2 separate regions of the Homo sapiens genome follow, and region 2 is linked to region 1. A link is an interaction called in ENCODE POLR2A ChIA-PET data of the cell type or tissue named here. Cell type or tissue: endothelial cell of umbilical vein. All regions are shown on one strand. Links, peaks and the distances in the headings refer to the core of each region. The heading gives the core; the rest is flanking DNA.

Region 1 (4,387 bases), core at 278-4,277:
CTGCAGAGCTGTTGGGCTTAGCCTGACTTCTGGGCATGGGATACTGAACAAATCAGCAAGGCAGGGATGCGACCCTGGCCCTGGGCTGAGGACACCGCTGGTTCTCACCAATCATTGGGGACTCGATGAAGCTCCACGTGTTGGTCTGAGGAACGTAAGACTGGAGGACGCCGGCAGCTCGGCCTGCCTCGTTCACCCCACCAAACACGTAGATCTTGCCGCCACACACTGTGGCTGCAGCAGAGTGTACTGCCTTGGGCAGAGGGGCCACCGCCTCCCATTGGTTGGTGATGGTGTCGTACCTGCAGGAGAGGAGAAAAAGAGCCCAGGGTCAAGATGGACCTTGTGCGGGGCAGAGGTCACAAGCAAGGGCAGCAAACTGCCATCTGCTCCTCGCCCTCAGCATGGCCAGCATAGCCTGAGATCACACCAGCAGTGGGGGGCACTGCGATGAGACACTCAAGACCTCCTGGGGTCTCGTCCAAACTAGCCCTCTCGGCCTTCCTCTGGAACATCAGTGGGCTCTTTCTGCCTATGGCAGCGTCTGTGCAGAATTCCTGTCTCCATCCCTTTGCTCACACAGTGCTCCCCTCCTCTCTATCCAGCTCAGTCCTACCCTTGCATTCCGCAATGCTGGACTGAGCATTTGCTTTATAGCCAGGCCCCAGGCTGGAAACTGGAGAAACGTGCTGGATGAAGCACCATTCCTGCCCTCGAGGTGCTTATGGCCTCGTGGGGAAGGCAGCCAAATAAAACACACAAAGAATAATTACATGCAGGATGCTGAGTGGTCTGAAGGTGAGAAACCCAAGGTGCACATGGCAGGGGGCACCCAGCAGCTCCAATAGGTCATATTAGCTTTCTGGAGGCGCTGATACCCAGGCTGGGCCTTGAAGAGTGAATAAGCTACTAGCTAGGTGGATGGGAAGCAGGACTGAGTGGGCACAGGGAAAACATTACAGGTGAAGGGAGAGCAGTAGGCAAAGGTGGCATTTTGGGAGAATTTATAGTGCAGACAGTCCCCGACTTAGGATTTTTTGACTTTATCATGGTGCAAAATGATTGCAATTTTGATGTAATATACAGTGTTCAATAAAATCCATGAGATATCTGACATTTTATTATAAAATAGGCTTTGTGTTAGATGCTTTTGCCCAGCTGTAGGCTAATGTAAGTGTTCAGAGCATGTTTAAGGTAAGCTGGCTGAACTATGATGTTCAGTAGGGCAGGTGTATTAAATGCATTTTTGCCTTAGAATATTTTCAACTTATAATGAGTTTATCAGGACATAACCCCATCATCAGTCAAGGTGCTCCCATAGTATGGAATGGCTGGAAGTGGGGGGTAGTTAAAAAGAGCCATGTGGGCTGGGCGCGATGGCTCACGCCTATCATCCCAGCACTTTGGGAGGCCGAGGTGGGCGGATCATCTGAGGTCGGGAGTTCGAGACCAGGCTCACCAACATGGAGAAACCCCGTCTCTACTAAAAATACAAAAAAAAAAAAAAATTAGCTGGGCATGGTGGCACATGCCTGTAATTCCAGCTACCCAGCTACCCAGCTACCCGGCTGAGGCAGAAGAACTGCTTGAACCTGGGAGGCAGAGGCTGCGGTGAGCCAAGATCGCGCCATTGCACTCCAGCCTGGGCAACGAGCAAAACTCCGTCTGAAAAAAAAAAAAAAAAAAAAAAAAAAGCAAAAAAAAGCCATGTGTGCGAAGCTAAAGGAGTTGGGCTTTATCTAGAGTGCAGTGGGTGAAGGTTTGTTTGTTTGAGGCAGGGTCTTGCTCTGTTGCCTAGGCTAGAATGCAGTGAGTGGCATGATTATGGCTCACTGCAGCCTTGATCTTCTGGGCTTAAACAATTCTCCCACCTCAGCCTCCTGAGTAGCTGGGACTACAGGTGTGCACCATCATGCCTGGCTAATTTTTTGATTTGTCGTAGAGATGAGGTCTCCCTATGTTGCCCAGGCTGGTCTCGAACTCCTGAGCTTAAGCAATCCTCCCACCTTGGCCTCCTAAAGTGCTGGGATTACAGATGTGAGCCACAGCACCTGACTGCCCTGAAGGTTTTAAGCAGGAAAATAATGTGATCAAATTTGGCATCTAGAGAGATCACTGTGTCTGCAGGATGGAGTATGTCCTGGAATGAAGAGGTCAGAAGCGGGGAGACTAGTTGGACTAGTCTGCACAAGAAATTTGGTGAGATGCGACAGTGGCTTGGACCAAGGAATGACAAAAGAGTATGAGGACAGGAGAACAGAAGGAGAGGGGAATGGGTGTGTTTGCTCATTGAGATAGTTGCCAAGGATGGTTCAGGGTCTGGCTTGGGACTGGTGGATGGTGACACTACTGGTGGGATGGGAAGGTTGAGGGAGGAGGGTGATTTCAGTTTTCTTCACAGGAAGTTTACAGTATTTGTGGGCAACAGATTGGAGATGTGCAGCAGACAGTCAGATATTTGGGTGTGGATTAAATATTCAGCTGTGGGATCTCTGGCACAAAGCTGGAAATGGAAGCTCAGGAGTGTGCTGGGGAGATGTGAAGTGCATGGGGGCTGAGGACAAACTGGGGAAATGTAGTCTTTAAGAGGGGAGCTGAGAGGCGTCCTCAGAGGGCAGCCAAGGTCCCAACAGCGAGTGAGTGGCTGTGCCCCTGAAGGTGAGGGCTTCAAGGATGGAGGATGGAATCTCCAGCAGGCCACTGCTCTGTAGTCAAGGGCACTTCAACCGGAACAAGAGGTGCAGAACCCATTTGTGTCAGTGGAGACCGTGGGTGTAGACTTCTTTTGGAAGAAATTTAGCTGTGAAGAGGCACAGAAGGTAGGACCTAGAAAAGAATCCGGAGCTGAGAGGGGTCAATGGAATGCTGATGAATGTTTAACAGCCAGCTCTCTAGGGAAAACGTCATGGTTTGTAGCGTTTGCTGGTTTCTGCGATGTCACTCCTCCCACTTGGCTGATTTCAAGCTACCATAGGGATGTTGCTGAACATGGAGTTGGAAAGAGATGTGCTGTGGCCACCATTCTCTGGAATCTCCTCCCTGGAGAGGCGCAATAGGCATATATAACCTCAAGGCCCAAGAGAGTAGTAACATGTAGTAAAAAATTAGGAAGTGATGAATTTTGAGTATGGATTACCTTTGTTTTTAATATGTGTATATAATTTTTAATAATTAAAAATTGTTAAATTTTTGTGGTTAAAACAACTGGCTCAGAGTTCCTGTAATTTTAACTTCAGATCTCACGAGCCAGCAGAAAACAGGTCTTGTTTTAATTTTTAAGGGGAATGTTTAATTGTGTTTACATGCTAAAATAGGAAGGAGTCCAACTGGATAATGAAAGATTAAATGTGTATGAAAGAGACGGGAGTGCTGATGATGGAAGGCTTCCAGGAGGTGGATGCAAATGGAATCCAAAGTGCAGAGGGAACGTGGAGTCCATTTGCACAGGAGAGAGGAAGTCAAGGATGGCACGAGTGTAGCTGTATTTGTAGGAATGACTGCAGGAAGGTGAGCAAGTTCTTGACTGATGGCTCCATTTTCTCTGTGAAGCAGGAGTCAGAGTTGACCAAAGTAGTGGGGGAGTCTGTAGGGTCAGATCTCTGAAGAGAGAGGTCAAGACAGGAAATAACTGCTCATGAGAGTAGGAGAAAGTGCTGAAGAGGGAAACCCAGAAAGGCTGCCTTGCAGTGTGAAGGACCCGGTAGAGGATGGGGGCCTTCCCTTCTCGTGTGGTGGGGCCAGTGTGTTATGGGGTGGGATTTCCTCCATCAGCATTCAGCCCCCAGGGCTGGGCGCCGAGAAGGCAAACGGTTGGGTTGAACAGATCTGCTGATGTGGGGTGCAGGACAAAGCAGCAGAGGAAAAGGATGAAGTGATAGAACATGAGTGCCAGACAAGACAGGGGAGAAAGGACAACAGGAGGCAGCTGCTGGGAAAAGCAGACTTGGGGTTCAGCAGCCTGGCCAGGTCACTGGGATGTTTGAGGTCTTGCTTCATGGGGAAGCTGGAATATCGGTCCTCAGTGTTTCTGTCGGGTTCCTTGGGGGCTGGTCTCCCAACTCCAGTTGCCTCCATACTTAGGCCCTCCCAGCAGGGGACACATCTACCGCCCACCATGCTGCTCACTGTTCGGTGAGTGCCTGGACGCAATGCGAGGCCTGGGCATGGCATGCTGTGCCACCAGGGTTGGGTCTGTCCCCAGCACATCTTTCCTGGGAGGCATACGGGGCCTGCTTTCTTTCTGTGAGCCTCCTTGGGACACCAGTCATAACTCAGTCACAGCCCAGAGCCCAGGAAGCTGGCCTCCCAGAGCCCGTGCCTCTGCCTCTGAGCGAGGGTGATGTGACGTCCAGTTGTGTGCTTGGATTTGAGACGAGGCTGGAATGTC
Region 2 (4,387 bases), core at 87-4,086, 84 kb after region 1:
GAGGAGGCTTCTCCCCTGTGTTCTGCACCCCAGCAGTCAGTTCAGAGTTTTAGGCTGCAGTCTCTGCTGTTATCATGGGCACAGCCTGCTTCGGCTGCCCTGGGGCCTAATTTCCTCACATCAGTGTCAGTGCCCTCATCCCTGGGATGCTCAGATTTCAAAAGGAGTCACAGCTAAGGCCTCCATGAGTGGACTCATTTCCCTCACCCATTTCTCCCCACTCTCCAATCACTGTGAGGCCCCAGACCCCTCTGAGAACACCCACCACCCTCAAAATTTCCCCAGCGGCCCAGGCTGGAACCAGACCCTTCACACTGCAGGAGAAGCCCGCTCTCGATCCAGCCCCGCAGAAGACCCCAGGTGTGACATATTTAGCTCAGAGCCTCACCTGCTGCAGGAAGAGTCACAGACCTGCTGCTTAAAAGCATTTCATGTATGCTTTCCTTTACCTTCTAGCAGGGGGTGAGCAAGGAGTGGACACCACGTCTAGGGAGCAATGGCTGGAGGCTGTAGCTGGAGCCTCCCACCTGCAACAGAGAGGCTGCCTTTCCCTGGGCCGAGGGGCCTGTGGCTGCCAGGCCTGTATCTGTGCTCCAAGCCCTGTTCCCCTGGAGGGGAAGGACCAGCATCTGCCTGTAAAGGGGGCTGTCTGGCAAGGCATCCTCATTTCTATTCACACAGTTCACGGCCTCTGATGTTCTCAGCAGAGAGGAGTGGTGGCTGCAGAGCTTTTCTCTGGCTTCCTTCCAAATACTTTGGGATTCAGTCACCCTTTCTTCTCCTAGAGGACACAGGTAGCTTGATCAAGCTATGGGTTCAGGAAAGATGTTAAGATTTCAACCCCTGCCTTAATGGATGCCTTCTATATCAGCCAGGGTTCTCCAGAGAAACGGAACTAATAGCATAGAAATTATATATATAATATACGATTTATTATAAGGAATCAGCTCCTGTAACCATGGAGGCCGAGAAGTCCCGCGATCTGCAGTTAGCAAGCTGGAGACCCAGGAGCGGGAACTGGTATAGTTCCAGTCCAAAAGCCTGCAGGCTTGAGACCCAAGAAGAGCGGATGTTTCAGTTCCAGTCCAAAGGCAGCAAAAGACCAATGTCCCAACTCAAAGGCGGTCAGGAGAAACCCCTCTTACTTACAGCAGGGTCAGCTTTTGTTCTGTTCAGGCCGACTGACTGATCGGATGAGGCCTTCCCACATTGGGGAGGGCGAGCTGCTTTACTCAGTCTACTGATTTGAATCTTAATCTCATCCAGAAACACCCTCACGGACACACCCAGGATCATCTTTGGCCCAAATACCTGGGCACCTTGTGGCCTGGTCAAGTTGACATGTAAAATTCACTGTCCCACCATCTACTACAAAGACATTGGCTCTGGCTACAATTTTTATTTGAATCTGTGCTTTGGGCAGGGAGTGTCAAGGCAGGAAAAAAAAAATAAATAAAGGCCCAAACAATAATACTAAGCAGGGCTGGAGAATTCCTTCCATGATGACGGAACTTTTCCTCTGGCACTCCCTTCCCAATAAATAAATCCTGCCCACTCCCAGGAGATGCGGTGTCTGCCTCTTCTCCGCCCCCCAGCAAATAAAAGAAATAACACGCTTCCCAGTCGCAGCTGCTCCACACCTCAGCATATGCTCTGCCTCACTTGCTTCCTCACTGTTAAAATGACAACGGACGCCGTCTTCGGTGCTTCCAACACCCTCGGTTCCCTCTCGCGGCCCGGCCTTCCTACGCTGCTACGTTGTGCATTACCCACAACAGCAAAAATGTTCCACTGGTGGTTTCAAGATTCCTAAAAAAATAGATTCAAAACATCTTTAATACTCTCTGAAGAAGCAATACATCACAGGAAAAGCTGTAACCTTTCCTGTTGCTGATACTATCCAGACTGCGGGCTGATGAGGACGGTAACTGCAGCCAATTCGTATTCTGCGTGGCTGCCGCTGGAGGTGCACAGGAGCTGGTCCACCCACCCTCCACACTCCCAACCAAGGAAGCTGCTGAATTTCTGAGTGTTTGCCTAATGCCCTTTTATATAACCTGAAAAGAGTCACAGTACTTGAAGGCAGTATTTTCCAAGAAACAGCCTTCCCCTATTAACGCAACATCCCTGAAAATAATACTGCTGTTTCTACGGCAGTGACAGGCCCTGCATGGAACGCATTTTTCCTTCCTTTTTTCCCCATCACAGAGCCACGGGCAAGAAGCTGCGGCGGCAGAGCCTCGTCAAAGCCAGCTGGACAGAGGGATGGCTACTTGCATTGTTAAGTAGGAGCGCTTCACAGTGACCATGGGCCAGCCTGGAACTGCCTTCCCCCAGGACGGGGGGACAGGCGTGAGTGGGTGTGAAGCACAGGGAAGCTTCTCTGCCTGGTGATCCCAAGAGGGCCTGCAACAGGTGCCCTGCCTGGCTGAAGGAGGAGGCTGCCGGGAAATCAGACTCGGATTTGCCAGGTTGTTTGAAGGTTAATGTTATGGGTAATCAAAGGGAGGAGACAAAAGACAGAAAAATGGAAACCCTTCAGAACAGTGAAAGGTTTCATTTACCTTTGGTAAATAAAAGTGTGTTCATATTTTCACAAGGATTCTTCTATTTCACCAGCTTACAACTCAAACCGGGCTGGGCAAACACGCTGCGATACGGCGGTCACGGCTGTAATTCAGAGAGAATGCTCAGAAATGGGAAACAAAAACACAAGGCAGGATGCCCCTTTGTGCTGGAAGTCAGAATCTCCATGTGTTCTTCTCGCTGCCCGCCGAGGTCTGAGCGGGGCCCTGCTGTGAATGACCCCGGGAACGGTGCCAGAGTCACACAGACTTGGTGCAGACAACAGAGCTACCTTTCAGGGGCTCTGTGTCCTTGGACAGGTCACTAGACTTCTCTGAACCCGTTCGCTCATTTCCAGAAAGGGATAAGATCTCTCTTACAGTTCATGGGGTGCGCAAGAATGATGGGTGCCAAGCCCATGACCCCAGGTTCTGGCAAGGAATCGGCCTCTCCAAAAATGATGGTTTTTATTATTCTCACTATTCTAGAAAATGTCTTTGTGAATTGTTTGCTTGATTGAAACGGTTTCTTTTTAATAAAATCTTGATTTTAAAAAGCCCGAAGTCACCTCTGTTTTCTTTATTCAGCAGAATAGGATGCGGGGCGAGGACAACATTTAGAGACTTGGTAAATGTTTTTTTCTTTAACTTACATTGCCGTGTGTGTGCGTGTTTCTCCTTTCATCTTTCCCTGGCTCCCCCAATTTAAGAAAGGTTAGTTTAGGTAAAATGAGCATTACAAGGCTCCCACAACCTCCGCAGCCTTTCTGTCACAGGATTAAAGAGAAGAATGAACCCCAGGCTGAGTATGAACTTTTTGTAGGGCTCAAGAGAACAGAACCCCAGGCTGAGGAGGGAGAGGCAGACTTGGAGTGTGGGAGGACAGGGTAAGGGGTGTAACCTCATGGTCAGGCTGCTACTAGGGGAGCATGGCAGAAGCAGACCTGGCTCAGTGGCCAATAGCAGAGAGGTCCACCCTCCAGGCCAGGACCCATAGGTCCAGTGAGGTCTTCCTTGCTGAGAGCTCCAAGGGGACTGACCCTTGGGTCCCTTAGGAGGAGGGATCAAGGCCACCAGAACTGGAAGCCCAGAGGCCACAGTGAGCCTGATTCCCAAAAGAGAAGCAGAGGGGGTCTGGGGAGGGAATATCTGCCATCTTTCATCTGACAGGGGACAGACATAGGCACTGGCTGTGCTGATGAGAAAGGAACAGCGACGCTGACGTGCAGGAAGGCTGGCGCAGCTGAACAAGGTCATGGTCACTTCACTCTAATCTGACATCCTCAGCACGGTCTGTGTCCACGCAGTGACCCTAACAGGTGCATAACCATCAGGCTGCAAATGAGGGGTCTGGGGATGTGAAGCCCCCTAGACTGGAATAATGGGATTTCTCAGAGGGCCCCAGGAGCTGGGGTGGGCAGCCCATGGAAAGTGCAACTTCAGCAACTTCCCTCCGCCCAGAGCACCAGTGCAGGTGCTCCGGCCCGGCTCGCAGGTCCACCGTGAGAGGCAGTGCGGCTCACACAGAGCCCGGGGACGTCCTCCCTGGCCACCGCACCCCTTTCTACAGGCTGACTCAGAGCTCCCTGCAGCAGAGACACACATGAGATGCTCCGAGTGTCCTGACTTGTTCTCTGGCCCCAGAGATACGACTCAGGGTGTCTCAGGATCCCAGGTTGGATGGTCCCAGGGTGGCTGGGGAGGCAGCAACCTCCTCTGGAAGTGGGGTCCCTGGCAGCACCCGGTTCAGTGAAAATGGACGTGAGAGTGAGGCTCTAGGAGGAGGTTGCATTTACACAAGAGCAGAAGTCGAGGCAGCAGTT

Evidence for each region. Peaks named below come from ENCODE experiments on the same cell type or tissue, not always from the same donor. Only the 100,000 strongest peaks of a DNase experiment are listed, where the experiment ranks them.
Region 2: POLR2A ChIA-PET joins it to region 1 with 6 read pairs; 3 of 35 experiments call an interaction of 5 or more read pairs at or near these places.

The regions. Positions count from the first base shown.
Region 1 is chr2:23,699,101-23,703,487 of GRCh38, reverse strand. KLHL29 (kelch like family member 29) reads right to left here. Exons shown (of 14, transcript NM_052920.2): 12 at 109-302. It also overlaps a transcript of ATAD2B not described here. Among named protein-coding and RNA genes, the nearest start is that of ATAD2B, 230 kb to the left of the region's middle. RefSeq lists an enhancer at 1-731. In endothelial cell of umbilical vein, for the core only: no CTCF peak of the experiment used is centred there; no DNase peak of the experiment used is centred there.
Region 2 is chr2:23,615,240-23,619,626 of GRCh38, reverse strand. All of the region lies in intron 3 of KLHL29 (kelch like family member 29), which reads right to left. LOC102723401 (a long non-coding RNA gene) reads left to right here and starts at 1,628. Exons shown (of 2, transcript XR_427010.4): 1 at 1,628-2,471; 2 at 2,620-3,124. In endothelial cell of umbilical vein, for the core only: a CTCF peak has its summit at 1,959; a DNase peak (open chromatin) is centred at 2,056.